6 separate regions of the Mus musculus genome follow, and all the other regions are linked to region 2. Evidence: chromatin loops called from intact Hi-C (ENCODE). Cell type or tissue: gastrocnemius. All regions are shown on one strand.

What was found. A loop is a pair of places that touch in the nucleus more often than their neighbours do. Peaks named below come from ENCODE experiments on the same cell type or tissue, not always from the same donor. Only the 100,000 strongest peaks of a DNase experiment are listed, where the experiment ranks them.
Region 1: it touches region 2 in a loop (2.5-fold over the local background); 7 of 42 quality-filtered maps call a loop at or near these places.
Region 3: a loop joins it to region 2, with 2.0 times the contacts of the local background. A loop is called at or near these places in 7 of 42 quality-filtered maps.
Region 4: it touches region 2 in a loop (4-fold over the local background); 16 of 42 quality-filtered maps call a loop at or near these places.
Region 5: it touches region 2 in a loop (3-fold over the local background); 8 of 42 quality-filtered maps call a loop at or near these places.
Region 6: it touches region 2 in a loop (2.9-fold over the local background); 7 of 42 quality-filtered maps call a loop at or near these places.

Annotation. Positions count from the first base shown.
Region 1 is chr19:55,411,371-55,416,370 of GRCm38, forward strand. All of the region lies in intron 5 of Vti1a (vesicle transport through interaction with t-SNAREs 1A), which reads left to right. Among named protein-coding and RNA genes, the nearest start is that of Vti1a, 98 kb to the left of the region's middle. In gastrocnemius, a CTCF peak has its summit at 2,908; DNase peaks (open chromatin) are centred at 713 and 2,884.
Region 2 is chr19:55,738,714-55,743,713 of GRCm38, forward strand. It overlaps Tcf7l2 (transcription factor 7 like 2, T cell specific, HMG box), which reads left to right and starts at 3,097. Exons shown (of 15, transcript NM_001331146.1): 1 at 3,097-3,817; 2 at 4,063-4,129; 3 at 4,360-4,484. The coding sequence starts at 3,629. It overlaps Gm31734 (predicted gene, 31734), which reads right to left and starts at 4,490. Exons shown (of 3, transcript NR_168128.1): 1 at 4,449-4,490; 2 at 3,496-3,879; 3 at 892-1,977. In gastrocnemius, a CTCF peak has its summit at 2,937; DNase peaks (open chromatin) are centred at 2,962, 3,948 and 4,396; H3K4me3 peaks cover 2,944 bases; H3K27ac peaks cover 3,329 bases.
Region 3 is chr19:55,804,649-55,809,648 of GRCm38, forward strand. All of the region lies in intron 4 of Tcf7l2 (transcription factor 7 like 2, T cell specific, HMG box), which reads left to right. Among named protein-coding and RNA genes, the nearest start is that of Gm31734, 64 kb to the left of the region's middle. In gastrocnemius, a CTCF peak has its summit at 2,635; no DNase peak of the experiment used is centred here; H3K4me3 peaks cover 1,015 bases; H3K27ac peaks cover 1,545 bases.
Region 4 is chr19:55,874,928-55,879,927 of GRCm38, forward strand. The region is part of intron 5 of Tcf7l2 (transcription factor 7 like 2, T cell specific, HMG box); the gene reads left to right. Among named protein-coding and RNA genes, the nearest start is that of Gm52391, 61 kb to the right of the region's middle. In gastrocnemius, a CTCF peak has its summit at 2,920 (motif pointing left); a DNase peak (open chromatin) is centred at 2,894; H3K27ac peaks cover 2,605 bases.
Region 5 is chr19:55,542,944-55,547,943 of GRCm38, forward strand. All of the region lies in intron 7 of Vti1a (vesicle transport through interaction with t-SNAREs 1A), which reads left to right. Among named protein-coding and RNA genes, the nearest start is that of Gm41871, 160 kb to the right of the region's middle. In gastrocnemius, a CTCF peak has its summit at 2,767; a DNase peak (open chromatin) is centred at 2,787.
Region 6 is chr19:55,641,223-55,646,222 of GRCm38, forward strand. It overlaps 4930552P12Rik (RIKEN cDNA 4930552P12 gene), which reads right to left. Exons shown (of 4, transcript NR_045318.1): 3 at 2,206-2,379; 4 at 1-1,329. Among named protein-coding and RNA genes, the nearest start is that of Gm41871, 57 kb to the right of the region's middle. In gastrocnemius, no CTCF peak of the experiment used is centred here; DNase peaks (open chromatin) are centred at 2,240, 2,584 and 2,916; H3K4me3 peaks cover 1,406 bases; H3K27ac peaks cover 2,015 bases.

The DNA.
Region 1 (5,000 bases), 330 kb before region 2:
GATAAAAGTGAATTTTATAATAAAATTTCCCCTAATCAGCCACTGTCAGTGGAGGTGTCTTATCGCTGAGAGGAAAATGACACCGATCCTATCGGAAAGCAGCATCGATGTCACCATGTTCCCAATCACAGCTCTTCAGCCGCCGTATCTACCTTCTCCACAAACACCAAGCCGGGCTTTTTTCCTAAGAACATCAAAACACAGCAAAGTCATTAAAATTGCACCCGCGTAGAGTTGCAGGGACCAGCCACACTGGCACAAAATGGGATGTGGGAAAACAGACTCCAAATGTGCTAATTCCATTGTCACGTGCTTACGGCTTAATTTTAATCAGTTAAAAAAAAAGCCACACATTGCAATAAATTGGCATTATCTTCTGTGACACCAGAAGACACAGTTGGTTCAAGGATTTAGAGGGTCACTAGCAACAGTATATAGTGTTACAGACAAAGTATTTTTACGCTTGAACTACGGTAGCTAAGGTACAATCCCTCGTCAAGACCACAAAGAAAGTCTATAACCCATGTAGCACAAAGTTCAGCTTCCAGACCGCCTTTTCCTTGATGGGCTTTGTATGCAAAACAAAGAATTTTGAGAAAATTTTAAGAGACTAATTCATTTATCATCTCTCTCTATAAAAAAGTAATCTCTAGCATTTCAGGGATGTAGCCTCATTGCATACTTGGCAATAGACCCAATGGCCCTTCTGGAGGTCTGCTCACTGGCCTGGCTTTCCAGCCCTAATGTGTCACTGACCATGTTTACATTGGCCACTAGGCTTGTGAGCCTAAACAAAGATGCATTAAAAGGCCCGAGGAAATGCAAGCAGAAAATGGTGTCATTGACCACTGTTGGAGACCAACAATGAGAGACTACTGTCTCTAATGGTCTTAATATATTCATGCTAAATTAGCACCCATATGTTTTTACACAAATTGAGAAGTTCCTGAAGGCAGACCTACGGGTAAATTTAATTTTAATTTGTTCCTCGGGGTTGTTTTTAGCCTGCCCATTGCTCTGTTTCAGAGCAGAGTGACCCTCAGACTCGGACTGACCACTCTTCCGGAGGGAGAGTGCAAGGTTTGGAGCCAGCAAGATTTGTTTGTAAGGCAAACGGTAAGGGGGTGAGCTGAGCTTCCACATTTAACGGGCAGCTTTGTGAGTTGTAGCATCTTTCATAATGTAATGTTCAAGAATAACAGGCCATCAGGTTTATTTTGAAACACTAAGAGGTTACAGTGTCAACTAAAGAGAAAAATAAAATAACTGTGGTTCATGAAATAATAGGGTGGAATAGATCTCAAAAATAGTACAGAGAGAGAGAGAGAGAGAGAGAGAGAGAGAGAGAGAGAGAGAGAGAGAGAGAGAGAGAGGGAGAGAGAGAAAGAGAGAGGAAGAGAGAAACCACAATTGTTAACTGAATGAAAAGAGCTCTTGGAATTAAATCATAAGTAACCAAGCATTTCAGTAGCTTTTGTTTTAGTTTTATTCAACATTCGTTGATTTCTAACAGAACAACAGAAAACAAAACAAAAACAACAACAACAAAAAAAAAAACCAGCCCACATATCAGTAGTGAGCGCAGAGGCTGCCTGCCTTTCTGCACATCGTACTTGCTTCCACTGCTAGTTTGTTTTCCTGGAGTCCATGTCACATTGATGAGACCTCTGCTGCGTGATTGAAGTACAGTTTTAAAAACCCTTCATATTGTGAGGTTGAAGCGTCTGAGCTGCAGTGTCACTGAGGCAGCTTTTCCTGATCGTCCCCAGCCTGTGACACGGGGCCTCTGAGTGCTTGCACGTCTTCTGTGTTTAAACAGCTTGAGTAAATTTACAGGGTCACCCCCCTTTTACAATAATGGAGAAGAGGAACGAGCTCAGATTTTAATCACACAGCCCTTTTCAGTGGTAGAATTAACAGTCAGTTCTGCATGATGCGAGGAGAGTTGGGACTCTGTGCTGAGGCCTTTCCTCAGAGATGGCTCCTGGCTTTTTAAAAGAGATAAAAATACATAAATAACAAGGAAGGGAATTTATTAGACACACTAGAATGCTGGCTTTTAGTGCACACCTAAAGAAATTTGTTTCAGTGAGTTTTCTCTCACTATAATATTAATATTGGGTGTTTGTAAATATGTTCTGTGGAAACTGGCTAGTTTGATATTTCAAATATACATATTTCTGTATTTCCCTTAATCAGGTTGTGGGAGACAAAGGACTATAGTGCCTTCGGCTAAAACATCCCTCCATACTCAATTTGAGAGCCATGCTATATGGAGAGGAAAGGAATTCAGGAAAGTTAATGTAATTATCAAGTTCGTATCTGAGATAGCAGAAGAGATCTTATTTAGCCCTCCTATCACCTGGACCGTAAATCGGCAGGCATCTGTTTAGTCAGCAAAATGCATTGTTAAATTAGAATGATTTCATGACTAAAATTTGTAAGTGTTTATGTTTGGAATTTTTAAGGAAATTCTACCTGAACGGTATCATGAACACCAATGTTGCATGCTAATCTAATACACATAAGCTATTAAAGAATATTAGCCAGAAAACAGTATGCCTCCGTACGTGTGTGTGTGTGTGTGTGTGTGTGTGTGTGTGTGTTTGTGTTTTAAGTGGAGGGAAAAGAATGTTCATTTATTCAGAAGCCATTCAAAAATGAAAGATAATCGTTTTTATTTCTGCCTTATTAATCTTTGCTTTCACTTACTTTAAATAGTTATAAGAATGGCAGTGCAAGTTACAGCGCACAGACGGTTCCTATGCCTGTGAGGTTTTCCAAAGCCACATTCTGCTTTCAAGCCCTCATTTAGAACTTGGGAGCCAAGCCTGCTGCAGTCTGCTTCTTCCTCGTTGTTACACTTCTCAACACGTAGGCTGCGCCATTGAGCCACCACTCAGCAAAGTGTTCCTCCTGCACAGGAGTGAAGATGACTCCCGTCCTTTCTAATGTGCGGTACCTTACTTACTGTAGCTAAAGACGATATTTTGCTATGACTCTTTTGCAGACTTTAAGATGCTTTTCTAAGAATTTTAAATTCATACTTTAAAGAACACATATTTTCATTATTTTCTAAAGATATAAGTAAATACATTTTTAAAACCTAGCTCTTTAAAAAATATTTATAATCTAAATGCCTGAAGTTATTTTAACTGTTAAAGATTACTTAAAATTAAGTAGTAAAATAACTATAAAATGTCAAATATACTAAATGTAAAAATATACTTAGAAATTTTATATTGAAATTTATTTAGCATGTCTGCATAAAAATCTGAAGTCAAATATTTTTTCTTTCCTAATGCAAGATTTAAAACAAATATAAGAAAGAACTAGTTTGCTGTTGTTGCTGCATTGTATTTTCTTCCTTTATTTCCATGAAATTTGTAATAATGTCTCTGTTGCATTCATTGATTCAAGCATAAGTTAAAAGAGTAGATTTAAAATAATAAGATCCAATTATATTTCACTTCTAATGTTTCTTAGCTTTTATCATTTGGAAAGGAAGTCTGAAGAGTAATCCAATACTTTTGTCAAAAGTGTGAGAAAATCCAAGGGTTTCTGTGGGTTTAATGTCATCCTCATCTGTCTTGTAAGCTGGCAGGTTCTGAACCAAGGGCTCTGCAGTCATTTCCTTGCACAGATAGACTCTGAAAACCTCTGTTTTCTCACGTAATAGAGTCATCCTCTGTGCAATGGGAGCTGCTCCTGTGTGGTGATGCTGGAGGTTGTAAATGAAAATGAGAACATGAGATTTACAATTATCTCACGGCAAACAGCCACAAGTATTATGGGCACACGTGACTGTGCCTGGATTTCCCAGGTGCCAGCCTTCACTTGCTTCAGTTCTAACATCCACCCCAGAACACCCATCATTACCCACGCACCTCCTCGGAGGATGGGGAGAAGTGTCTGTCAGTTGGGTGTTCCCCTACTAGTTAGATGGAGGCTGACTTGCCTTTGATAGAAATATACCTAAGTTCACCATTTTAAAAAGGTTTCTAAGAACAAATGAAGTCATATTCTTTGGACCTATAGCATATTTTTTGCAAAGCTTTTTGGATAACATTTTTTTTGCAAAGGTAGCATACTATTTACTTTAAATGTTACAACATAATTTACTTTATAAAGTATGTCTTGTTGGGATAGAATTTTATGAATTCATGTACATGATGGCAGGTATTATTTTACTACAGAAATAGTACATGGAGATGCATTGTTGATTATATTTGTTTCTATGATTTCAAACAACTGAACTAGAACTAACAGGGCAGTTTGCAGTATAGAGCATGGGCTAACCATTCTTCGTAGAGTATTTTATATAATGAAATATTTTCCTGATAGTGAATACTTGATACACAACATCAGTAGTGTTTCTGTGGAGGAGAGTCAGTGATTTCTTTTTTTCATGTAACCAAAACTATTATGTAGTCTCTACCAAGTTGGGTAATGGACACTGTGAGTCTCTGATTTGTTAAATCTGTGGAGTCTGATTGTCCATACATAAGATGTGGGAGACTCTGTAGATGCTGTCTGTAGTGATGACTTGACAAATCCAGCCGTCACCACAGGTTTATAGCACCACTTTTCCCCAAGGGTTGGTGAACTGCCTCTGGAAAGGATTCTAGAGCATGTGAAACTTTGTGAAAAGAAAGACAAACAGTCTTTCTTAAAGACTATAAAAAATTGATACTTATATGAGCAGCGATCTATCATAGGCAGTGCCAGATTGGTATTTATATTTTACTGAATCTCAAAGTGAATGGATGGCTTTTCAATATTTGGAAGTGATCTTTTTAATCATCTTTCTTATTTGTAGCTGTTTCATAGCTCTGAAAGTACTTATAGAAGAATATGCTGCAGTCTGTCCTGTGGTACAGAGGGAAGTGTGTGGTCTCAGACATAAGCACCACGTTACAGTCCACGAGAAGCTGTATATGCTGATGTGTGGTGTGGTCTGCTTTGTCTGTTAGCACAGCGTTCCTGGTATGCAGCTAAAG
Region 2 (5,000 bases):
CATGCAAAGACAAGGATGTCCAAATACCTTGCAAGGTCCAAGCCAACATCAGGACCAGTCTGGCCGTCTCTCTTGCATCTTTAGTATCTTTGTTATTTGGTCAGAATTCAGTCATTTAAATTAAGAGTCATCAGGGCATAAAGAGAAGGAACTTGAACACTTGGACATGAGTCGGCTGGTATTTAAAGAGGTCTTGCCAAATCTATAAACTGCAGGTCTACATGGTGGGCCAATCTGGCTTTTTTTTTTTTTTTTTTTTTTTTGAGACAGGGTTTCTCTGTGCAGTCCTGGCTGTCCTGGACTCACTTTGTAGACCAGGCTGGCCTTGAACTCAGAAATCCGCCTGCCTCTGCCTCCCGAGTGCTGGGATTAAAGGCGTGTGCCACCACGCCCGGCCAATCTGGCTTTTTGTTGTGCATATATCATATCATATCATATCACATCACATCACATCACATCACATCACATCACATCACATCACATCACATCACATCACATCACATCACATCACATCACATCACATCACATTTATCTTGCTTCCTGCAGTGGCATTCCTTGCTCTCTCCTCTTTCCCTACCCATCTGGATACCACCACAGGCCACAACAGGGACTAAGAAGTCAGTGAGAACTTTCTGCTTTCTCTCCCCAGGCCTTTTTTATAGCACCAAACAATGAAATTAAATGTGGCCTATAGGCTGTCAAGGAATAACTTTTAGTTGCTTAATTAAGTTGGGAGATTTAAGGGAAGATTCAAAGGTTCCCTTTGAATGAGAAAATAAGGCTATGTCAAACTAGATGATGGCATTGGTCACTAACAAGAGCCCTTAGCATCCTGTTTGCACGTGATAAAACGCAGTATGCTCATAAGAGCGATGCTTTAACAGTTTTGACTTAGTATATTCATAAGTTTTTATTGCACAACCAGACCCCTAAGGAACACAGAAGACCCTATTATTCAACTTGATGAAGATCAGGGTTAAAGTAAAATACAAACAGAATCCAAACCCATCCTGCAGGACAAAGAATTGGTTATAAAACAGTTACTATGAAAGGGCTCTCATTTATGTCAACAAGCCCCTGAAACAGGCCTTGGCATAGTCTATATTGTGCAGAGACCAGCTTGGGTACAAGATGTATTCAGGTGGCAATTAGCAAGTGTGTAAAGCTGCCAGCTTGATTACATACCTAGCTAAACAGCTAGATGTCGGGCTAGATGTGTAGTAATCTAAAGGCATCCAGGGGAGGCCCAGGAAGGGGACAGCTCAGTCGTTTGTGCACTGATTCAAGACTGGGCTGCATTTCATGCTTCGTGTTTTTACTTGGTGTCTTGAAATATTCCCCTTTCTGTCTCTGCTCTCCCTCTTAGATACTGCGCTGTCTTATTTATTTATGAAGTCTGAAGGTTAGTCCTACCTGCTGAGACTAATTAGCCCTCTGCTTTGTGTCCCATGCAAGCCGTCCGATGAAATGTACACATTTGTTTTGCTTTTTTTTTTTTTTCCAGGCTCTTTCTCTCTCCCTCCACTTCTGGTTTTCTGATGAATATGAAAGTTGGGAGGTGGGACTGTGATTCTCACCCGCCTCGCCCACCCCATCCTTATTTTGTCTGCATCTTTCCCTTTAGTGTGCAAATGTGCTTGGGATTTTTTTTTTTCCCAGTGCAGGGGAATTCGTTAGCCTTGTGAATCTCAGGATCGTTGTTTTCCGTTGTCTTCTTTCTGAGGCCTTAGCCTGTAGAACAGTTTTGTTGAAACCCCAAATTCTCTAAATATTACACAGTAAATTGGTTACTTTTGGAAATCTACAACAGATGAGCTTATTAAAGGGGAGGGTGGGTTAATTTAATACGTGGTGGACCTCAGGATAACATCACACCTAATGGCAGTTGCCAGTCCCCACTGACTCATTCTTTCTGATTTCTTTTTTCTTTGCTTCCTCTTGCCCGTTGGACGTCCCAGTCCACTTCTCATTGGTTATCTGCAAGGGAAAGGCTCTTCTGAGTCTACCAGACAGAAACACGGTTTGGGGATCCACCTTTCTCCTTTAACATAATTTTCTCCACCACCTCATAGCAAATCGGTTTGCCCTCACTGGAGCCTAATAACCAACAAACACCCATCTCAACTCCCAGGCTGCCCACCTCTTCCCAAGGGCTTCTGGGCCAGCTTTGGTGACTTTCTCCTGTCAGGGCCCTCAGCATCTAGAGCCTTAGGGCATTTCATCTCAGTCCCCTTTGGAGAAAAACTCCAGCTCTACTCATCCCCAGGGCTTGGTGAACTTTCACTTTTATTTTTCCCTGCAGCTGTTAACGCCCAAACATTTCACCTCCAAAGGACTTGGATCCTACATCACTTCCTACTTCCAACGTCAGTTAAAAAAATAAAAAAAAAACCTTTACATTTTCCTTAAGGATATTTTTAATACCCCAGACAATTTGTTTTCTTGGATAAAACGCCTTCTTGGCATATTTAACCTAGTGGGACTTTACATTGAATGACATGATTCACTGTCATTAAACAAGCCAAGGGAGGGGAGCCTTACCCTCCCTGTAGATGGCCCAGCCTCTCTGCTTCCCCTGGTTCTCTCAGAGCAAGAGAGGTAAGCCTTCTTTTGGACCAGTCGTGTCTTTTCCCGCCCCAGTGCGGCCGACTTCATCGGGGACTTAACCACTGAGCACCCCGTCCTTGTGTCCCATAGTCCTCCCCTCCTGGACCCCATCTTCAGGACTTCTTGGCTAACACTTTTTCTGGGCCTCTCCCCATCCCCGCCCCCCAAGTGGGCTTTCCTTCCGCCTTCCCCGGCTCAGATTCCGGACTGGGTTGCCACCCCCTTCCCCTCCTCTCCCGGTCCGCATTGTCTTTCGGAACCCGCCCCCTCCAGGAGCGAGGCCCGCACCGTCCGGGCGCCCGGCTCGCACGCTGAGCACAGGCCGCACCCCGCGCGCCTCCCGCGGCCCCGGCCCGCCCCGCTCCCTCTCCCGGCGCCCAAAGGATCATTGTTGGCCGCCCCCGCCCCGCCCACCCCGGCTGTTTATTTATGCACACGTCACCGGGGAGGCCCCGCCCCCTGGCATCTCATTAAGGCGAGTGTGTTCCTCTCGCCCTGTCAATAATCTCCGCTCCCAGACTACTCCGTTCCTCCGGATTTCGATCCCCCTTTTTCTATCTGTCAATCAGCGCCGCCTTTGAACTGAAAAGCTCAGTCTAACTTCAACTCACTCAAATCCGAGCGGCACGAGATCCTTCGGTGTCTTCGGCTTCCCCCCCCTTTGCTCTTATATCTGACTTCTTCTTGTTGTTGTTGTTGTTTTTTTTACCCCCTTTTTTATTTATTATTATTTTTTTTTTTTGCACATTGATCGGATCCTTGGGAACGAGAGAAAAAAAGAAACCCAAACTCACGCGTGCAGAAGATCTCCCCCCTTCCCCTCCCCTCCTCCCTCTTTTCCCCTCCCCAGGAGAGAAAGACCCCAAAGCAGGAAAAAAAAAAGTTAACCTTGGACTCGTCTTTTTCTTGCAGTATTTTTTTGGGGGGGACTCGCAAAACTTTTTTTTTTTTTTTTTTTTTTTTTTTGCTTTTTTTCCTCCTTCATTTTTCTTCCAAAATTGCTGCTGCTGGTGGGTGAAAAATGCCGCAGCTGAACGGCGGTGGAGGAGATGACCTAGGCGCTAACGACGAGCTGATCTCCTTCAAAGACGAAGGCGAGCAGGAGGAGAAGAACTCGGAAAACTCCTCGGCGGAAAGGGATTTAGCCGATGTCAAGTCCTCGCTGGTCAATGAATCAGAGACGAATCAAAACAGCTCCTCCGATTCCGAGGTAGGAAGAGCCCCTCGGGCTGGCGGGTGGCTCCAGCCGGTTCCAGGGCCGGGAGAGCGGGGCTGGAAGGCGAGCGAGGCGAGGCGGGTCGGGCTTGCGGGCGGCGCGGACGGTGGCCCGGGCTGCTGGCTGCGAAAACTTGTAACCGTGTTTTTCTGCACCCCTTTCTCCGCCGACCCTCCCTTCCCGCACCCCCTCGGCGCGGCTATCGCCCCTCGCCCTCCCCACCTCGCCCCTCCGGGAAGGCGGAAAGACGGCCTCCGCCTCGCTCCGAAAGTTTCCGAGATAAATCCCGGGAAAGTTTGGAAGAAGGTGAGTGCGCCCCGCGCGCCCCCAAAACCGCGCGGTTGCGTTCCCCCTCCCCGGGGTCGGCCTGGCGGGTGCCCTCGCCCCACTCCCCACCCACCCTACCCGAGTTCCCGCGCCGGCCGGGCCCCGGGGACGCGCGCGGGCCCTCGGGGGGACACTTGCTAAAAAGTTTCTCCCGCTCTCTCCCGCGCCGCGCGGCCGCCGCCGTCCCCTCCGCCGCCCCGCCATGTTAGCGGCCAAGAGGCAAGATGGAGGGCTCTTTAAGGGGCCACCGTATCCCGGCTACCCCTTCATCATGATCCCCGACCTGACGAGCCCCTACCTCCCCAACGGATCGCTCTCGCCCACCGCCCGAACCGTAAGTGCCACCGCGCTCCCCGCCCTGCCCGCCTGCCGGCCCCGCATGCCCTGCCCCTCCCCCGCCCCGCCCCTCCCCCCTCCCCTCCCCCCCTCGCGGCCCGAACTCTCCAAACTTTTTCTCTGCCTTTTGTGGACTGGGTTTGTTTGCGCTTCGCCATGTTCTGGCTTTTCTTGTGCTTGCCTCACGATTCGGGGAGCCTTTTTTTTTTTTTCCTCAGGCAGGGCTCTGTTGGGGTGCCAATCTGAACTTTTAATTTTTCTTTCTCTTTTCTTTTTTCATTTTTTTTTTTTTTGAGCTCTGATTTCCCCCTCCCCCCTCTTGCTGGTGGTGTTTGTTTCTTGTCCCTGGGAAGAGGACTGTGTGGCTCTTTCTTCTCCCTCTCTTCCTTCCCTCTTCTGTGCGTCTTGGGCTTTCCCCAGGTTAACCCCTTAGCTGCTGGCTGGGAGGCCCGGCTGGGCCGCGCGGGTTCCCGGTGCCTTTGGCTCCAGGAGCCACCGTGCTGAGCGAGCAGTC
Region 3 (5,000 bases), 66 kb after region 2:
CCTGCCTTTACATGGTCACCTTCTATGTCTCTTAAAGAATCCAGCTTTTTGGGCTTGCAGCATTTGGCATGCGTTAGATTAGGTATTCAGTCAGGGTTTTTAGGCAAGTAGATGGACCCAGCCTGCCTCTGAGTGCCTGCACGCTCCGGGGTCCCTTTTTATGCTTTGGATTCCTAACAGTGAGTCCAATTAATCCGGTTGCAGACAAGGACAGGGCTCAGTGGTCCAGGAGCAAGGAGACAGCATGGTGGTCGTGATGGTGAGAAATGGCCTCCTGGACTGTTCCTGGGCACACAGGTGTTAAGGCATTGCATGAATTGTCATGCAGAAGAATTTGCTGAGGCAGCATTTCTCCTCTCAGTCGGTGGCCACGTGTGACACTCTGTGCCTCTGTGTCTGCACTGAGTCAGGTTGGACTCTGGAGGACCTGCAGGTTGGGATGATGCTAACTTACCTGCATCCCAGGAGGTAAGGCACTGGGCTGTGCTTGCCATTTCGACAGCTGGGACCTCATTAAACTTCGCAAACTGAGAGGGGCTTTCTCACTCAGGTGACGAGGGGACCTTAGGCAGTGCTGAATTCTCCAAGCTAAGCCCATTTCTGAGGCAGAAAGAGAGAGGGGAGGTGAGACCTCTTAGAAAGTAACTGAAGGAATAATTTCTGACCTGCCCATTTGCATGTGGGCCAGAGTGTTGGGTTGTCAGCCAGTCTGTTACTCGGGTGCACAACCTGGGCAGCCTGACCACTTTCTATATGTGCATGCCTAATGAATATTTCTCCCAGACCTGAGAGTGTGCTCAGGAACCGGGCTCGTGTCTCAGGGAGGGGCAGGTAGACTGCTCTTTCCTAACACCTGTGTGTGAGCTCTGTTCCCACCCACAATTCTGTTACAGAGAGGGCCCAGAAGCTAGCCAAAGTGAAGCCATGTGTCCAGGGCCCTAAAAGTACCAAAAGTACCAACCATACACCCCAGATTCCCACTGAGGCCCTTGTACACCTGAGCACGTGTGGGCCACCATTTGGCTGTGTCACCTGAGACAGAATTAGGGAACCCCCTCCACAATTCCTCAGTGCTGAAGGTGAAACCAGAGCCTGTGCATAACCCAGTTTTAACTGGTTTTTTGTTTGTTTTTGAGACAGGGTTTCTCTGTGTAGCCCTGGCTGTCCTGGAACTCACTCTGTAGACAAGGCTGGCCTCGATCTCAGAAATCCGCCTGCCTCTGCCTCCCAAGTGCTGGGATTAAAGGCGTGTGCCACCACCGCCCGGCGCTTAACTGATATTTTTTTAATCAGAATGATCCTTCTACAACTTTATGTCAGTCAACTCCATGATGGAGAGAGAAGGGATTGGTGTGTTTCTATGTGTGTGTGTGTTTGTGTGTGTCTCCTGTGTGTATATGTATATGTGTATCTGTGTGTGTGAATGTGTGTGTATCTCTGTGTGTTTGTGTGTGTGTGTATGTGTGTGGTTTGGATTGAAGGAGAGAGCTCAGGAGCCATGTTGTATAGTTTAAAAGATAGATCTTAGGCCAAGCTATCTTTGACCTGAGTCCCTCTCTGTCTTTGTCTTCGGGAGCCCCTGGGAGGTCTGGAAGTACACGAGGCCAGGTTCTATGGTCATGGCTAGTTGGCATCACAAATAAACCAACTCCTGGAAAATTCTCTTACTGTCAATAGTGAAGACCGGGGGGAGGGCAGTGGGGGAGAGGAAGAACTGATCTTGATGCTGTTGGGCTTGAACCTGCCTGTGCAGAGGACATACTGATGGGCTAAGTGGTTAACTTCAGATGGTCACTGCCGCTTTCCCAGCCACGTTCTTTTAAAGACTCAAGCCATCAAGAAAGAGGAAACATTGGCCTACAGAGGCCCAATGGTCCTCAGGAGTAAAGAGAGGCCAGCCTCCACCCACACATGAGAAGATGAAGTTTGACCTCTGGTCCAACAGCCCAGTGCTAGCTCTTCTCCGTCTCCCACTGGGGCTTGTTCTTTGGGGGAAGCGGGCATGTGCTGTGTGTTCCTCCTGTGTCTTGGTTATTCCTGGAAGTTTCTGTCCTTGTTGATCATGTGTCAGCCATGTGCTGCCCCCTCTTTGAAAGTCACACTTAACAACAGCTGGGGCGATCCTTATCTCCTTGTTATCCCTTTGATTATAAGATCCATTGTTCTGGCCTCTGCTCCTAGGCACATACTAGCTCCACTGTGTATACAATTAAACAATCCTGAACAACCCTGCGCGTCTCAAGTGCCCGGAATCTCCCAGTGTTTCAGAGGCAGCTTGAAAATGAGCAGAACTGTATTTCCGTTTCCCAATGAGCTTATTGTGCTCAAAATATCGCCTGCTAGTTTATGAAGGGAAGCCACAGGCTGGGGACCCAAGGGCACTTCTGGCTGCAGTCTGTAACTCAGTCCCCGCCTCTGCCCCTTTGCCCCATTAAGTCTGCCCCCAGATGCTCTGTCCATCCCTGGAGCATAGCCCTGCTTCCTAGGAACAGCACTAGCCTGCATGAGCTGGCTTGGGGCTCATCCTCGTGGACTGGTAGGAAGAAATTTGGAGTGTGGACTTCCTCGAGTGGCTGCCATCAGGGCAGCCGGGTCTGTAGGCAGATAGAAGCGTGTGGGCAGAGGGAGCCATCGTGAGGTGGGGACAGAAAGCCCGCCTTCATCTTTAACTGTGCCCGGCGGATGATTGAGACATTCAGTTTACGCCTGAGAGCGGAGTGGGCCAGGATAGCCTAGCTGACCTGGTAGACCTCCCAGATGAAGCGCACAAGAGAAGCAAAGAGGGCTGGGGATTACTAAGCAGGGGAACAACTGGGGCAGAGTCCTGGGAGAGAATGTTTATTTCCTTGCTCTCTAGGAGGGATTTGGAAAGAGCAGTAATCCTGGGTTAGGAGTAATTTGTTACAGCAAGATGATACTTGAGTGGCAGGCAGCTCTGGCGGAGGCAGCAGTGATGAGCAGGCAGGGGGGTCGAGGGACCTGCAGAAGGTCAGACGTGTCCGTTCTGACCCGGGGCTTCTTCCTCCTGGTGCAGAATTAACCAGAGGAACTGCCGACCCCGGGTTCCCGGGTGTAGGGTTAGAAAGTATCACTGTTACAAGCCTGTCACAGCCAGAAACCGGCAATAAAAGTTTGGAAGGGGAGACCTCTATGGAGCCACTGACCCCTTTCAGATGTGACAAGGGGAGAAACTTGCAGAAGAGAAGGCATCTAAGGTTGTGAAGTGAGCTGGAGCAGGAAGCTGGGGTTGGGTCGCCTGCACTGGGCTCCTGTGCAGTCAGACTGTAGTGAGTTAAATCCTTCTCCCACTGAAGGGTTCAGGCTGGTTTTTTTTTGTTTTTGTTTTTTTTTGTTTTTCTTTTTTCTTTTTTTTGTCATGGGGAACTGGGAAATAGAATAAGGGGAGGAGCCTCTACTTGGAAAAAGTTCTGCCTTGTGTGCCCCAAACCACAGAGCAAGGAAGGAATTAAGAAAAGTTTTGATTAAAAAAAAATCAGCAACAACCGAGTGGCTTAAAAATTGAGATTAAAGTCTCAGGATAGCGAGACCCTATCACTCAGTGTCTCTACCTCCCAGGTCACCCATCACCTCAAGAGATCTGTAGTTTTTAAATCCCTGGAACAGTCAGAGGAGGAAAAACAAACAAACAAACAACAACAAAAAAACCCCCAAACCTCTAAATCTTAGTTGTCTGCACTATGTGACATTCCCCTTGATTTCATTGCCATGGTTTGTTTAAGGTTTTTAATTTTTTACATGGATTGATTGATTGTGTCCTCACCTGTGAGTGTTTGTAGGTCAGAGGACAAGCTGTGGAGTTGCTTCTTCCTCTGGGGTTCTGGGGTCCAACCCCAGGGTCAGGCATGGTCCCAGGGCTTAGTCCATCGAGCCATCTTGCTGACTCATCCTTTATGGGGCAAAGCTGGTGAGGGAGCGGTTTCACACCCATTTCCAGCTGGAGGAGCTGAGGTACAGATGGCTAGCCTGGCCTGCAGGGTGCACATGTGAATGAGTCCTGGTTCTGTTGACTTGACCATTCCTCCAGGATGTTAGCCATGTATACTTTAGCCTTGCAGCCTAGCAGCCATTAACTCCCCTTCCCCTTCAACAGCATCTCTCATCCAGGGTAGACTGTGTTGTCCTCCCAGAGACCCAGGGACCACAGTCCCATTTGGTAATAGCTTAGTTCTCAAGGACCTACACTGATTGCCCTCCTGTCCCATCTTTGATGTGATATATGATATGATATGATATGATATGATATGATATGATATGAAGGTGGGAGAGTGTCCCCCCATTTGTCTCTTGACAGACAATGAGATAACCATCAAATGATAAACGCCTTCTCTTAAATATCTCATCTTAAATTGAGATATTATTTTGATATTAAATTGAGATGCCATAATACATATCTATTTAAAGCACACAGTTCAGGCTGGCGAGATCGCTCAGCAGGTAAGAGCCATTGCTGCTCTTGGAGAAGACCGGAGTTTGACTTCTATCACCTGTGACACATAGCTCACAGCCACCTATGACTCCAGCTCCAGGGGTTCAGGTGCTCTCGCCTGGCCTCTGTGGGTATCTTCACCCGCGCGCGCGCGCACACACACACACACAGATACATACACAGAAATAAAACTTAAAATGTACAATTCAGTGGTTTTTAGAATACTCCCGGGCCGTGCATACACCAGCACTCTGTTTCTGGGATTTCTCGGTATTCATAAAGAAGCCCCATTTTCCCTGGCTCGTGCTTCCCACTCCTTTCCTCCTCAGCTCCTGAGTATTTTATATGAGTGGAATAATACACATGCCTCCTGCCTTTTTGTCTGCCTTCTTTAGAATTGCATATTAAGTGTCAAGGACCAGCCAGGGCTTGGTATACAGGTATGCTGTCTGTTTTTATCACTGCATAATACTCCATTCTGCGGTTGTACTGCACAACCAGCTTGAGTATTCTAAGAACTAGAAGGGTTGGTGCCTTCCAGTCACAGGGCATC
Region 4 (5,000 bases), 140 kb after region 2:
TGGTAGTCAGACTCCTCCTCCCCCCACTCCCCCCATGTGAATGGGTTCAGTGTGAACTGGCTCAGTGTGAACTGGCTCAGTGTGAACTGGCTTAGTGTGAACTGGCTCAGTGTGAGTAGTTTTGGTGGTGAAGCTGCCAGACAAAGCTGCATTGAAGTGAGCGAGCAAGCTCCCCTTCAGGTTTTTGGGAATTATCAGGACAATGGTTCTGAACAGAGTCTGGTTACCACAAGGCCCATTTCTCTGCCTCTCCAAATCTACACTTCTGCAGCAACCATGGTTCTTTTGGCCCCGGTCTTACTGAACCACCTTCCCAATCTAGTGGTTTCTGACTCCATGTCCACTCTTGCCTCTTTAACACCAAATCTTTGCTCCTCCCCTCTTAGCCCACACTGATCCAGGCGCATACCTGCCTATCAGAAGCAGACCTATGAGGTGGTAAGCAGAGCATTCTGGCCTCATATGCTCTTAGAAAGCAGGGGATTGGAGGTGATTGGTCACAAGGATCCAATCACATCAGGGAGGGCTATCTATGAGGCCTTAGTCATCGGTTTTGTAATAACTATTCTCAGTCACTTAAAAAAATGTTGTCTCCAGGATTAAAAGAGAAAAGATGCTTCGGGGAGACGATCAGGGCCTGCCCTGTGCATAAACAGATAGCAGAGAGATAGTACTAAATTGAATGTTACCCAACAGGTTTGGTGTGCGATTTGTTGGGCCTGGACTCCTAGGAAAAGATGATAAAATAACTCAAGACAAGGGAATGGGCCAGTGACCTAAAAGCACAGGCTTTTGAGTGGATAACCATAGCCAGAGTAATTTTAACTTGTTCACAGTAGTCGCTGGAGATTGCTAAGTGGTGACTCACAACAGGACCCTACTCTGTCAGCCTCTTTCTAAACTTTGAAAACTGAGACCCAGATAGAGCAAATGGGCTGTAAGACTCCCAGGCTTTGTTACCAGGTCACATAGCATCCCACAGCAGAAATCCACCTTCCTGCTCGTCTCTTCCCACCCGACCCGGCCACTCCCAGTTCTCCGCACACTCGAATGTCATTCAGTAGTACCCAAGTTCTGTGCAGAAGCCAAAAGTCCTCTGTGGATAAATGTGTGGAATCCAGTGTCTGGTGTGAAGTCACATATTTCTCTCTGGAAATCATGACTTTTCTTGGGTGCCCGGGATCCTCAGGGGCTTCCATGCTCATGAGGATTTTAATCCAAGCATTTCTGCTGAAAGGAGACCGGGAAGCAGGAGCCTAGGACTTTTCCATAAGGAATACTAGAAATCTTGCAAGCAACGACTGTGCTTTTAGCAACACTTAGCTGAACCTATCATACAGGCTGCCTCATGCCTGTAAGGCCAGCACCCAGGAGGCTGAAACAGGAGCATTGCTGTGAGCTTCAGGCTACAGAAACCACACCCTTACCATTTATACGAGATGGACATTAGTTTGTTCTTGCTTCTGTCTTTCCCCAAGGCCTAGTGTTTGGGAATTCTTTTAGGGTGATGCTTTCTGGGATTTGTTAACATCTCAGAGATCTGAAAAAGGACTCTTTGGAACAGTTTTCACCCCCAGCATCAGGGAGAGGAAGTAGGAGAGAGATCACCAAGTTGGCTGAGAGGCTGTTGACCACGTTGGAGTTCACTGGTGGTTTTTACAGCTCTACTCTGCTCTTAAGAGTCCCGTGTCTTGTAACCAGGAAGCAGGCTGATGCCCTGGGTTGAGTTCAGCAAGTTTGTTTTGACTTGTGGCCCACAAGGAGAGAGAAGTCCTCATTATGTAATGTTAAACTGGGCCGGGAATGTCAGCTGGGCCCTGCTTGCCAAAGCTTGAAGAGTTGGTTGGGAGCAGACTATGTTTAGTATGACTAATCCAGCTTGGCAGGGTAAAGGGGTGGGTGGGTGTCACTCTGAGAGGGAAGGATGACTTAGACTATTTCAAATATTAGCACTTTGTATGCTCTGTAGCTGTCCCCAAAGTAACTCAAGTAACCAACTAAGTTGAGGCCTCATTCATCAACTAGTGCAATACTGACTGTTGACTGGTGGAGTCAAGACACCAACAGATTCCTCTTGCAAGGAGGAGAGGCAGGCTTGGGTCCTGAGAAAGCTTCCCATAGCAGCCTGTGTTGGTCAAGAGTGGCTGGCAGGGTACTCAGTAATTAAAGCCAGTATACAAAGCCAACACTAGATTCTGTAATAAAAGTCGCAGTGAATCCCAATAAAAATGTAAAGGAAAGGAAAACATGGCCCACTTTCCTAATAAAGATTCCAGAGTGTAATTTAGAGCCCCCGCCTCTAGCCTTTTCCATCTTTATTTGGACGCTTTTACGCCTTTTGCCCCCCCCCCCCCCCCCCCGCAAAGTCCAGCTTGGTCCTTCCTATGTGACAAAAGGACCCCATTTTTATGTAGATGCCTTTAGTTGGAGACAAAAATAATCCAAAAGCATGTTTGCACAACCATCCTTAAACAGTGCGTTCCCTGACACCCCCCGCCCCCCAGTCACACAAAGGTTGCTCTTTGGTAGGGTAGATGCCCTGCCTGAGGTGAAGTGGGGAGTCGCTTTTGTCTTTTCCCTGATGAATGGATGTAAAATGTTCACTGAACCTGGAAGCACCTCCTTTTGTGCCTGGTGCCCCCCTAACACAGGCTGTTAAACTTGGGGCAATTGCTCATGGTGGGGGATTGAAAGGGGCCATTGTGGGAGGAGGGGCCCACACTGAGACCATTGTGGGTATAGAGATGTCATTGTTTCCCAAGCATTACGGAGTAGACTCTGGGGACCCCCGGGCATCAGTGTGCCCAGCCACTGTGCCGACTGCACAGCATTTGCAGGGTTGGATTGTCCCCTAAGCACCAGGCCTCAGAAAAGCCAGGCAAGGTCCTCTTAGGCTGGACACGCCACAGTGTGCCCCCTGCAGGATGCATGTGGTATTTCCTACAAACATCAGCTTACCAGGTCCTTTCCTGCTCCTACCTAGATTGTACCTTTTTTTTTTTCCTGTCTTGATCCCCAGACCTCATTTCTGCAGGGAGGTCACTTGTCCTCCAGGTCCCAGGGGAGAAAACATTTGTTAAAAATCCCTTCTTCCTCCTTAGGAGTCGAAAAACTCCCTGATTCCTGCTGGTGGCTTTACATTCGGCTCCCCTTTGGCCATATGGCCTTCAGAGGACTTCTGATCTTAATTACAGCATTCAGCCTTTGTTTATTTAAAAATCAAAAGGCAGATAGGCTATTGATGGTTTATCTGTATTAATTGCAGTACCATACCTGCCAACTGTCCCCTCGGTTAGTAAAGGACCTGCTATGATCCCTGCCAAAAGTTTACATGTGTGCACAGATCACTTAACACAGCGCGTTCAATAGAAGCTCCTAGCTTTAGAATTGCCACGCAGGCATTTTGCACTGCAGCCCTCTGCCAGGTTGTGTTGGCTGACAGGGATGCAGACACACGGTTAGGAAGAGCAGCTAGGAAGTGCTTGAGTTCAAACATGGAGTCTTCACTTACTGTGTTAGCTTAGAGTCTTGGGGCTATATTGTTGGCGACCTCAATTTTGCCTTTTTTAAATTAGGAACAGTAGAGGTGTTCACATCCCGGAAATGATACAAGATTCAGACTACACGCGTACAAAAAGGTCATCATATGTCCAGTTTCCTTGCAGAGAGCCATGTAGGGCTTAAGCATTGTAAGCGGAAACTCTCAACCAGCTCCCGTGTAAGAACAAACTGCCGTGTCACTCACTGGTTTTGAACGTGGCGTCGTTTTATGCGATTCACTTGATAATTTTAACGTTCTACCTAAACCATGGTTCTGATGGAATGTGGAATCAAAAGAAGTCTTTTCAAAAATGGCTCTTTCTTGACGATGCTGATAAACCATCATAGAAAGTGGCTTTGCTGTAAGCTTAGAAGGGCCAGTTGTTAAAACCAATGAAGACATGTCAGGAAACATTAAACACATTTGCTTAACAAGCATGGTAATTCTTGGCTTCTTCCCCTGGCTTTAAGAAGCCCTTCTCTTAGAAAAATCAATTCTTATTTCTTATGGCCCTCTATAGGGTTGTCTTTGGAAAAGCCTGGTGTCTCTTCAGATGACAGTGGTCTTTCAGTTGTCCTTCTAGGTTCTCAAGCCTTTTTCATGAACCCGTCACTGTGTGAATAATTGTTTTTTTAAAGAAGTCGGTTTTAGGAGTTGTATTTAAAGAATTTGCAATCTCAATGCTAAGATATTGTCTACCCAGAAGTCATTGCTTGTGCCCTCTCCCACCTCCAGTGCCTCTCACTCTTCCTTTTCCTCTTTTAGGATCTCCCCTCCCCAATATTCCAGTAGTGGTGTTTTTAGGTATAAATTCTTGCTTTTTTTTCTCTTTTTTTAGCATTTAACCAGTGCTTAACTAGTTCTGTATATTTATACTTGGCACAGCAGTAAGCATGTTTTAAACTTACATACCTCATTGGTTGCAAAAGTGCTTTTTCTGACAAGCTTGGCTGCCTCAAAATTATAGTGAAGGCAAAGTGGAGTCTGGTTGCTGGCTCTTGACCCCTAAGCATCTGTATATTTTACCTAATTTATACTTGGGAAAACAGCTAAAAATGTTGTGTATCCATGCCAGGCATTTACCTCGTCGCTTATAAAACCTAGAAGCAAATGTGCAAACGTAACATGGGCTAAGCTAAGCATTGAGTCAAAGAGATAACTTCCGGGGGGGGGGGGAGGGCTGGGCAGATGGCTCAGTGGTTAAAAGTAACACTGTACTTACAGAGGACCCAGCACCTGCCCAAGGCTCCTCAGGACCCCCAGGTACAGGGATCTGATGCTCTCTTGTGACCTCTTCAGGTACCAGATGCACTCACAGAATACTTCTTCACATAAATATTTAAATAATCCAAAATAAATCTTTTAAAGAGACAAAATCCAAATCAATATTGATATTTATACATACTACCCAAGTGATGATAATATTTTGTGTGTGTGTGTCCCAGTTGCAGACTAATCT
Region 5 (5,000 bases), 200 kb before region 2:
TTGCCTGGAGCTTTGGGCTAAGACACTAGTCATTTCAGGCAATGGAAGAGAAAGTAAAGGACGGTGTCTACTTTGACGTGAAAGGCAGAACCAATAGCAAGTTCTTACACAGTTGATTTCAAGTCGGATTGTGGGTACAGACTTCACAACTTTAAACCAGCCTATTGTGTGTGCTGTCCCTAATGGAGGCTTCCGTTTTAACACAGACACAGTGAACAAACATTGATTTCTGCAACTATTTTCCGTTGAAACTACCTGATACCTAAGTACCGGGTGGGGTGACTTCCCCCTCGCTTTCCGTGAGCTAGAAAAGACCGTAACTACTTGTAAACCCAGCTCAAGAGTTATGCATGTGAATGGTGTTGGCCAAGGTGTTGAATGCAGCCATCGTAATGATGGTGCCCTCTCACAAAGCTAAGCAAGCAGGAATAATGCTAAAATGAGGGACAGCCATTTATTTACTGTACTTGGCATTGTTCACTCTAATAATGCGTTTCAACACAGTAGAACTGCTAGATAATGCGGCTGTGGCTTTTATGCCCGTCATTGTTATTTAAATGAACAGTCGACTGCACTGTAATGAAGAAATGCATGCATTTCCCCAACTCACTTATCAACCAGGATTCCAGGAAAATGAGAATTTGTGTCTGTCTTCATTCACAGAGCAAACTGGAGGTCACTGTTTTCAATGTGAACCTTTTTTTTTTAGCTTTTCAACACTGAATAATTAGGAGTCGCTGCTTCTGAAATTACCTGTATTCACTAGAGAGAAGAAAGACTTTTATCTTCACGATGAAATACATGCTCTCATTCAGACTTGGCCATTCTTTCTCCTAATAGCATTTTACACCGTCGAGTCAATCCTAGGTAGTAAAATAAAAGAATGTCATTTCCAGAGCCACAATAGCCTTGTTTATTATTTACCTCCCTAAAATTCAGCTGCTCCTGAAAAATAATATAAATGTAAAAATGGGTTTAAAGCAATCGAACATATAAAGCAATTATCCACATAAGATGCCATTATAGACACACACATGTACTCGGCACTCTGATTTAAATTTAATTGATCCTTGAGTCTTATAGTTTAATGACTGTGTGCCTCTATTGAGTTTTTAATAGCTTTTATTGAGATATGATTTGCATACCACATACCCACCCATTTAGATGTATAGTTCCCTGGCTCTTAGCATATTTGCTTAGTCAGACAACCACCACCACCAAAGTCAATTCTGAAATATTTTCATCACCCTTAAAAGAAAATATTCCTTGTCCCTCCCATCTCCTGACAATGGCCCATCTTCCTCTGTCTCTATAGGTTTGACTGTTTTGGTCATTTCACATGCACAGAGTCAAACATCATGGGCCGTTTTGTGTCTCCCTTCTTTCACTTAGCATAATGAATTCAAGGGCCATCCATGGTGAGGCGTGTGTTAATACCAAGTGTCTTTTGGTTGGCCAGTAGCCTTCTCCTATACTGTGCATGTGCGTATATACATACTTTACCAGTATACTCACAAGCTTTATTCATCTGCTTATCTGCCAAGATGTGAACTTCTGGGTTGTCTCCGCCTGTTGCCTATAATGAATAATGTTGTTGAAAAGCTTTTCTTGTGAATGTATGTTTGCATTTCCCCTTTCTGTGTACCTAAGAATAGAATCCTAAGTGATAACGGTACCTCCTCTGCTTGACTTTTGAGGAAATGCCAGCTGTGTGCTGAGGGGAGTGTTGTGGTTCACGGCCCAGCAGCTGTGTGTTGGGCTCTGACTTCCTGACTTCCTTCCCACCACTTGTTATTGTCTGTCTTTCTGTTAGGGTTGCTTGGCACAGATGGGGAAGCCTCGTGGTTTGCTCTGGCATTCTCCAATGGCTAAATGATGGCAAGCATCTTCTCTTGTGTTTGCTGCCATTTGTATTTCTCCTTTGGAGATGTATCCGTTTCTCTGAGTTTTTACAAATTCTGTTCCCTGACCTCAGGAATGTAGTTACAGAACCAAGTTGGACACAGATGCACCCCTCACAGGGAGGGACTTTCAAATGAGTACACAGACTAAAGATGTTATTTTTACAGTAGAAGCTTTTGGGAATTACAGAATAACCAAATTGTTCCCAGGAATCAATTTACTTCTAAAACTTTATTTTGCCAATTTTGTTAGTAAAACGGTTACTAGTGGTCTGGAATCACACACGGTTGAAGATTGGCTTATCTGGCCAAACACAAGGACATATACCTGTAATGCCAGCAGCTGGGCCACAGAGACAGGAAGGTTACGCACTGAGAGGCAGGCAGCCTGGGCAGCACAATGAGGCTGAGACCAGAGAGCCTACGTACAGAAAGACAGGAAAGCCTAAGAGGAGGTGTACGTGGGTCCCATGCAGAACTGACGCTGACTGGAACGCTGTCTCCATGTAGGTGAAGCCCACTGTTTTAGAAGACAATGTAGACTTTTCAAAGAGATTTTCACTAATTTTTTAAAAACCACACTGGTTAAAATACCCTTCAGTCAAATGAACAAAATATCCTGCTGGGAGCTTGACGCGTGTTGTTTTGTTTTAATAGATACCATGTAAAATATCCTGCTTCTCTCCTCGTGTGTATGGGAACCTGGGGTAAGCAAATCTGACCAAGGCCGCCTACGTAGTGAACAGAAGACTCTAGACCAGGCCTTGTTCTGGGACTGCTACTCTTTATCTTTCCTGGTCACAAGTCAGCAGGTGGTATCTGCACACCGTTCGGTCTTGCAACAGTGCTGGAATTCACTGGCTTGCTGAAGCAAGAGGCAGATAGAGGGCGCTGTGGAGCTCTCGTGAACAGTGTTCACTTCTAGCTTAGCAGCTGAATGAGCCTAGCTTCCGCAGACAAGGCTAACACAGGATTGAACTGGCCAAAAAGCTGCTCAAACAGAAATATTGTACCTTAAAGTACTACTAAAGCATCAACTTGTTTGAACAGTGCTTGGCCGTTGTAAAGCACTTGACTTACACTTTTAATTCGCTGTTCACAAGTATGTTTTGTACTGTGCTTGGCCGTCGTAAAGCACTTGACTTACACTTTTAATTCACTGTTCACAAGAACACCAGTTTTCCGTTGTCTTTGTGTTTATGCAGTTTTTATAACCATGATGAAAGTCAGGCCTAAGGGACTTTAGTTGTCATGCCGGAAAGTCTGGGCCAGGGCTTCAGCTCAAATCTACGTCGCTTGGCTCCTGTACCGTCCTGTGTGTACAGTGGTGTTCCCTGTCCCACTTTAATAGAGTACCGAGGGGCACTCGTCGAGAAGAAGGGAGGCTTCTGCTGCTCAGCCAAATCACTGAGCTGTGAACAGTAGAGGTTAGAGGGAGGCTGCTTCGTGGCCAACATAACAGACACTGGATCTGCCCAGCAATGAAATGTGTTGTCCTGTGAAGGAATGAGGTCCCTCGTGGTTGGACAGCTCACTGAGAGGATGCTCGTGGAGGGCTTCATGTGTGAGTGTGTGTGTGTGTGTCAGTGTGAGGATATATGTGAGAGCATATGTGTGTGAGAGAGTGTTTGTGTATGTATATATGTAAGAGCGTGTATACATGTGTGAGCGTATATGAGCATGTGTATTTGTGTTTGTGAGTGAGTATATATGTGTGTCAGTATGTGTATGAATGTAAGAGCGTGTATGTGTGAGCATGTATAAACATGTGTATTTGTGTGTAAGTAAGCATGTATGAGCATGTATGTCTGTAACTGAGCATGTGTGAGCGTGTGTGTATGTGTGTGTGAGTGTGAGCATGTATAAACATGTGTATTTGTGTGTAAGTAAGCATGTATGAGCATGTATGTCTGTAACTGAGCATGTATGAGCGTGTGTGTGAGAGTGTGAGCATGTATAAACATGTGTAGTTGTGTGTAAGTAAGCATGTATGAGCATGTATGTTCGTAACTGAGCATGTGTGAGCAGATGAGAGTGTGTGTGTGTGTGTGTGTGTTTGTGTGTGTGTGTGTGTTAGGTAGCATGTCAGATCCCTTTTAATTATGACATCGGGCATCTGTCCCTGCTGAGAACATGGGGTAGCTGCTTCTTTATCCTTGTTGAGGAAAGGCTTGGTCTTTATCCTGCACAGTTAACAGTGTGGGGCTTTCTGCTTGAAAGTGTAGCAAGGGTATCGGCCTTCATTGCTGGTCTCCGTGGAGATCCAAAAGCAGTTTCCATCTATGTTAACACATGTTTTTGTACAAGGGTCTCATGTTCACATAAGTTTGATGGGAATCCTACAAGGTGCCATGTCTTTTTACAGAAATGCCAGGTTTTCTTTTATTCTTATGGAGTCTTTCTGAAACATGTGTCAGGTTAGCCCAGTAGCCCTCAGCTCTGGCTATTGGCAAAAATCATCAGAGGCTTCAAAAACTATAGATGCTAATAAATATTCACTCAGTGTTCTAAGAGCATACACTGGGAAAAGGACTGTCTCTTTAGCAAATGTTTCTGAGGAAAATTGGGTATCCACATGCAGAAGAATAAAACTAGACCATGTCTTTCATCATCAACTGAGAAGGAGTAATATACAAAGCCATGAAACATTAGAAGAAAATAGAGGAGAACCGCTCAGTGTTGTTGGGCTATGCAAAGATTTACCATCTACGACCCCAAATCACGGAAAGCAAAAGCAAACATAGACAGACAGATGGATTACAACATAGACAGACAGACAGATGGATGACATAAAGCAAAGACACTTCTCCACAGCCAGGTGAATAATCAGCACTGCGAAGTGAGGGGAGGGTGGTGGCTGAAGAGATGACTCAACAGTTAGAGCACTGGCAGCTTCTCAGAGGACCCACAACATGGCAGCTCACAACTGTGTGTGTCCTCAGTTCGGGGAATCCGCCCACACCTCTCCTAGCCTCCTCAGCCCCCAAGCATGCATGCGGCGCACATGCATACATACATACATACATACATACATACATACATAAAAAGAGTCTTAAAAATTAGAAGGCTTTGTCTTGCAGAAGTTAAGAGTAGGTTGTC
Region 6 (5,000 bases), 97 kb before region 2:
ATGGATGTTCCAGGATGTTAACCTTCATCACCGGAGGAAAGAGTAGCCCTATAAAAAGCCAGGGTTCTGAATCAAGCGTTGTGACCAAGGGCAGATTCCATCTTCTATCTTATGAGAGACTTTGATCTAGTTGACACCACAGGACTGTGAGCATCTCACAAGTGACACTGTCCAGCCATACACTCACATAGCTGCTGGAGCCTCTGCAGGTGGCTCTCTGTCAACCTCAGCTCACTCCGGCGCCCTTCCTACAAGTCATTCACACGTGGATCGCCAGGAGTCATCGATCTCATGAGGACTGCCGACAGAGTAAAGCCATGTGACACCTGGCCAGAGAACCTGGACAGCAGGGACGATTCCAGAGGTGGGAGCAGTGAACTGAACAAAGGAGACATGCCTGCTTGGCCCCAGTCACAGAGGCAGGAACATGAGAAATTACCCATTTGTGCCTGAAGGAAAAGAGTGTCCAACAGTAACTGAACATGGTCAGTGAAGTCCAAAGCTGGTAACGGTTGGTTGCTTGCTTCCTCAAATGGGCTTAATGACACTATCCCTATCCTATCCAAGAAACTGCCCCTTGGGGCAAAGGCAGGCCTGGTGAAGTGATCCCCACCCAACACACAGTGCCATCTGCCTCCGGGGAGAACAGCAAACCTGGAGTAGTAATGTAAGCCTTTGTTTCTCTGCTACAGCCTCCTGTAGCCTCTGGAACCTCCCCTCCCTGCTGACAGCTAAGGTATGATGGGGATTGGAACCCAGGGGGAGCATGTCTCTCCCTTCAGGCCAGACACTTACACCCTCACTCTGTGGAACTTCTCAAAACAGGGCATTTAGGAAGCGCCAGGAGGCTGGTTCCCCAAATCAGTAGGGGCCTTCACTGCTGGACCTAAACAGCAAACAGATAATGTGAGTCTCCTCAGGGTCCCTCGGCTGACTGGCAGTTTCCAGTGAGAGCTTGACCCAGGCTACCCCATGGGACAAAATTACAGTGGCCCTAGCTGCCACTCAAGAGGGCCCTTCTGTGTACATGACTACTCTGTCCTTCCATAACTTAGGTCATCCAACTGTATACAGGCCTCAGCCATACCCAACAAGCCAAGCAATCGCTGCTCCGTGTCCAAGCCGGTAGGCTCGTCGCTTTCGTAACTGCTCCCAAGCCTTCTCTCAGGATAAAAAGAGACCTCCCAAACCTAGGGCGGCCCATTGGGTGTGGCTGGCAGTCCCATATTCTCCTGGTGGTGGGGCCAGGAAGCAGAGCTGCAGACCATGGCTTCTCTTCCCGGGTGGCACCCAATTGATGGCCTGTCAGCTTCGAAAATGTTTTCATCTCTGGAAGAAACAACGCGTGAAAGAGCAGTTCTGAAAGCGGAATTAAGAGCTTGTTAGACACGGGCCTTGGGTCAGGGTAGGTGGCCTATCTGGGGGGCCTTGGAGGAGACATGCTGGGATTCTTTTTTTTTTTTTTTAACCCAGCCGTTCTCCCCCACAGTTCCCCGCTTAATGAAGCCGTTGTACAAGGCCCTGGGAGAGCCCACATGCTCCAAAGTAGTACCAAGTGTCCCATTACTGTAAACGGCCTTTTAGTTTTAAGCTAATGCTATATTTGGAAAGTAATAAATCCTGGGGAAATGATACTGAGACTAACGGGGAACATATTACCTTTCATGTGTGTTTTTCATGTTTAAGATTTCTTTGTTATTATCTGAGGAGTGAGGCTCTGCACACACTCTTGGGCAAAAAAAAAAAAAAAAAAAAAAAATAAGCCTTAAAGCAGTAATATTTTAATAAGCATCAAATGTCTTCGATGAGATAAAAGTATTATATAGTGTTTTGATATTGGGCTTTAGTTAAAGCCTCATTAAAAAAAAAGAAGAAGAAATTTTTCTCAGATGTACTGAGGGTTAGTGGGGATGTATTTTTAAATTCAGGTGGAAGGAAAAGTTCCAGTTTGGGTCAATTATGCTAATTAAATGCCACAAATGACTGAAATTGCCAGCGAATGGACTTATTTGTTGTTTATGCTATTGCCATTGATCAAAACCAGCAGCTAATGGCTTGGGAACTGGCTGGAGGCCTTGGTCTGAAGGAAGAGCAAACGCTGTGCACCAATCAGAGCCTTGGCTTACAGAAGCCTGGGGTTTCCCCAGCACTGCACTTCTTCTGTCAGAGTTTTGTGACAGCCCAGGCTGCCTCTCTGAAACTCACCTTCATTTGTCAATGAATGTTGGTCCTGTTCCCAGCCCCAGCTGGTAGGCACTGGAGGGGCCCAGGTTACAAAACGAAACCAAGACTCCTATTTCTTCACACACAGCCCGCACCCAGGCTAGAGCTCTGGGCTTGTCGAACCGAAAGGGAAAGCCATTAAGATTCTGCATTTGGCTGTAGAAAATGAGGAAACTGGGCGTTAGAGAGAGGAACTGATCTGCCCAAGGGCACACAGCAAGCTCATTGCAGAACCAAGAATAGAAAGGCTATCTCGGGAGTCCCAGTATCGGTCTCGTGCCTCACGCCCCCCCTCCCCCCCGCCCCGCTGTGATACAATGGAACTTCGGCTGCGCTCCCCTCCCACCCCCATACTCTCAGCTCCCTGCTGTGACAGTATGTCCCTTCTCAGTTGGTGACATAAGCACAAGCTTCAAGATTGGAATCAGGCAGTGGGTATGCCTCTGTGTCTTCATCTCTTAACTGAGAACAGGGTCAGGTTTCTACTGCAAAATGGAACGCCAAGGTTGAGGAGCCCGCTCCATCAGTAAAAAGCCTGCTGGTGCAAGCCTTTGGGCCTGACTCCCATCTCCAGAACCGAACCCAAGTAAAACAAAACAAAAAGGGCCATGCGCGCACGCGCACCCCCTCCCCCATACGTGCACCCCCCCCCAATCCTCCCACGGAATGCAGTTGACTCTGGAAAGATGGGACCTCAAAGCTGGCAGGGGACCCGTGGCATCAGGCTGATGTGTGGACGCCAGCATGCTCATGTAACTCCTTGACTCCAAATATTCTCAGGGTCGGCTCTCCAGGTGAATAACACTTCCAGAAAAGCTGCTACCGGAGGGAAGACATCAGGAACCTGGGAAGGAGGGGAGGTCCACAGACAAGGGTGACACCTCCACTTTGTCTCATTCAGGACCCGTTTGAGTGCTGTTCCCCATCTGCCTGGTTCCCTGGCAGGATGAGTGGGCTCTTCTCATATGAATCAGAATCACAGCTAGGCTAGCTGGGGGCGCCTTTACCTCACCAGTCTGGGCTTCTGGTCCTGCTTCAGCCACCTGACACGGAGCACTTCAGTGACTTTTCGCTCTGAGCCTCAGTTTGCTGGTGTGCAAAGTGGGAGGCCTTGTCTTGGAAAGCTGCAGTCGGCATGGCTTGCCAGGAGGCAGTTTCTGAGTATTGGGGACACAGAGCAACCAGGATTGTCTCAGCTTCGTCCTTGGGGATGTGTAGATAATTCCCAGCCACAGATAATGCTCGAGTAAAATTTGGGGAATTTCGAACTCTGCAAATATTTGCAGTTGGTATTTGTGTGAGTGTTGCACATACACGTGTGTGTTCACGTGTGTACAGGTACATAAGTATACCTGTGTTTGTGGAGGTCAGAGATGAATGCTGTCTTTTGAACTACCTTCTGCCTTGTTTTGGGTTTTAGGTGTGTTTATCTTATTTTTTGTGATTGAGTGGTTTGCCTGTGTGCCTGGTACCCGCGGGGGTGAGAAGATCCCTTACAACTGAAGTTCTGGATAGTTGTGAAGTACTGTGTGGGGGCTAGAACCTGAATCTGGGATCCTCTGCAAGAGCAACAGCGCTCTTAATGGCTGAGCCATCTCCCCAGCCTCTACCTGGATTTTTGAGACAAGATCTCTCACTGACCTGGAATCGACAGTTCAGCTAGGCTTGCTGCCTGCCACCAAGCCCAGGGATCCGCCATCTCAGGAATACAAGTGGACCGCCGTGCTTGGCTTTTTTATGTCAGTTCTTGCTTGGGGTTACAATACTCAAGTCCTCTTGCTTTATTGGCTGAGCTATCTCCCCACTCCTTCCTCTTTTCAAAAGCAGGGGATCACGACGGGAGCCCAGGTTGGCCTTGAACTCACCATTGGCCCACCTTCAAGGTCTTTAAGACTGCATTTAGATTGCATCCTGATAGAGTGCAGCTGCCTGAGGCTGGAGGTTGGGAGGGAAGGGAGGATCGCCTGTGGCTGGTGGAGGACGGGGAGTCAGGGCCGGAAGTCTGAATCCAACCCCTGTGCCCTGTTCTCTGGGAAATTAAGGTCAGGATCCTAGGACTCACTACAACTGTAAAGTCTTGCCTCAGAGATGCTAAGACATTTGCTAACCATACCTCTAAACCACCCGGTGGCACAGTTGAAGCTGTTCGCTCTGGCTAGCTACCCTTAAGGGGACAGACTCACCCTCGGGCCTGAGGTGAAAACACACCCACATCCACCCCTGCCAAGAAGTCCAAGCCTCCCCTTCTACTCCCAAGGCAGGCAGGCAGCACATGGGGACCTGGCACCCAGAAAGGACCTGGGAAAGGACCTATAGTCATTTGATGGCTACCAGGGAGTCTCAGGGACCAAAGGACCTTCTTCATAGTAGAATAGACAACCTCCAGCACACATTTCCTGTTCAAAGCAAAACTGAGTTGAAATACTTAAAATGCCAAGAACCCTTTATCTAAGATGAGCAGCCTAAGAAATGGGACCCTCAGGAGGCCGGATAGCCATCTCTAGCGACAACCCAGGAAGTCAGACAGACCCTCTGTGTCAATGAGCACCACGTACCCACACCTTCATTAATCACTCACAGTTATCCAGGTTTCTGTCAATACTTCCAAGTTAGGACAACCGGTGCATGCATACCCAATCCCATGGGTGCTACTTAAAGCTAGCTGTCCCATGGCTCCCATGGCCAGTGGCATCTGGTCAGGGCACACCTGAAACTCCAGAGCAAAGCTTTCTCCTGCCTTTGAATCTCTGCTGAACACAGCGGGTGGTGACTGCCTG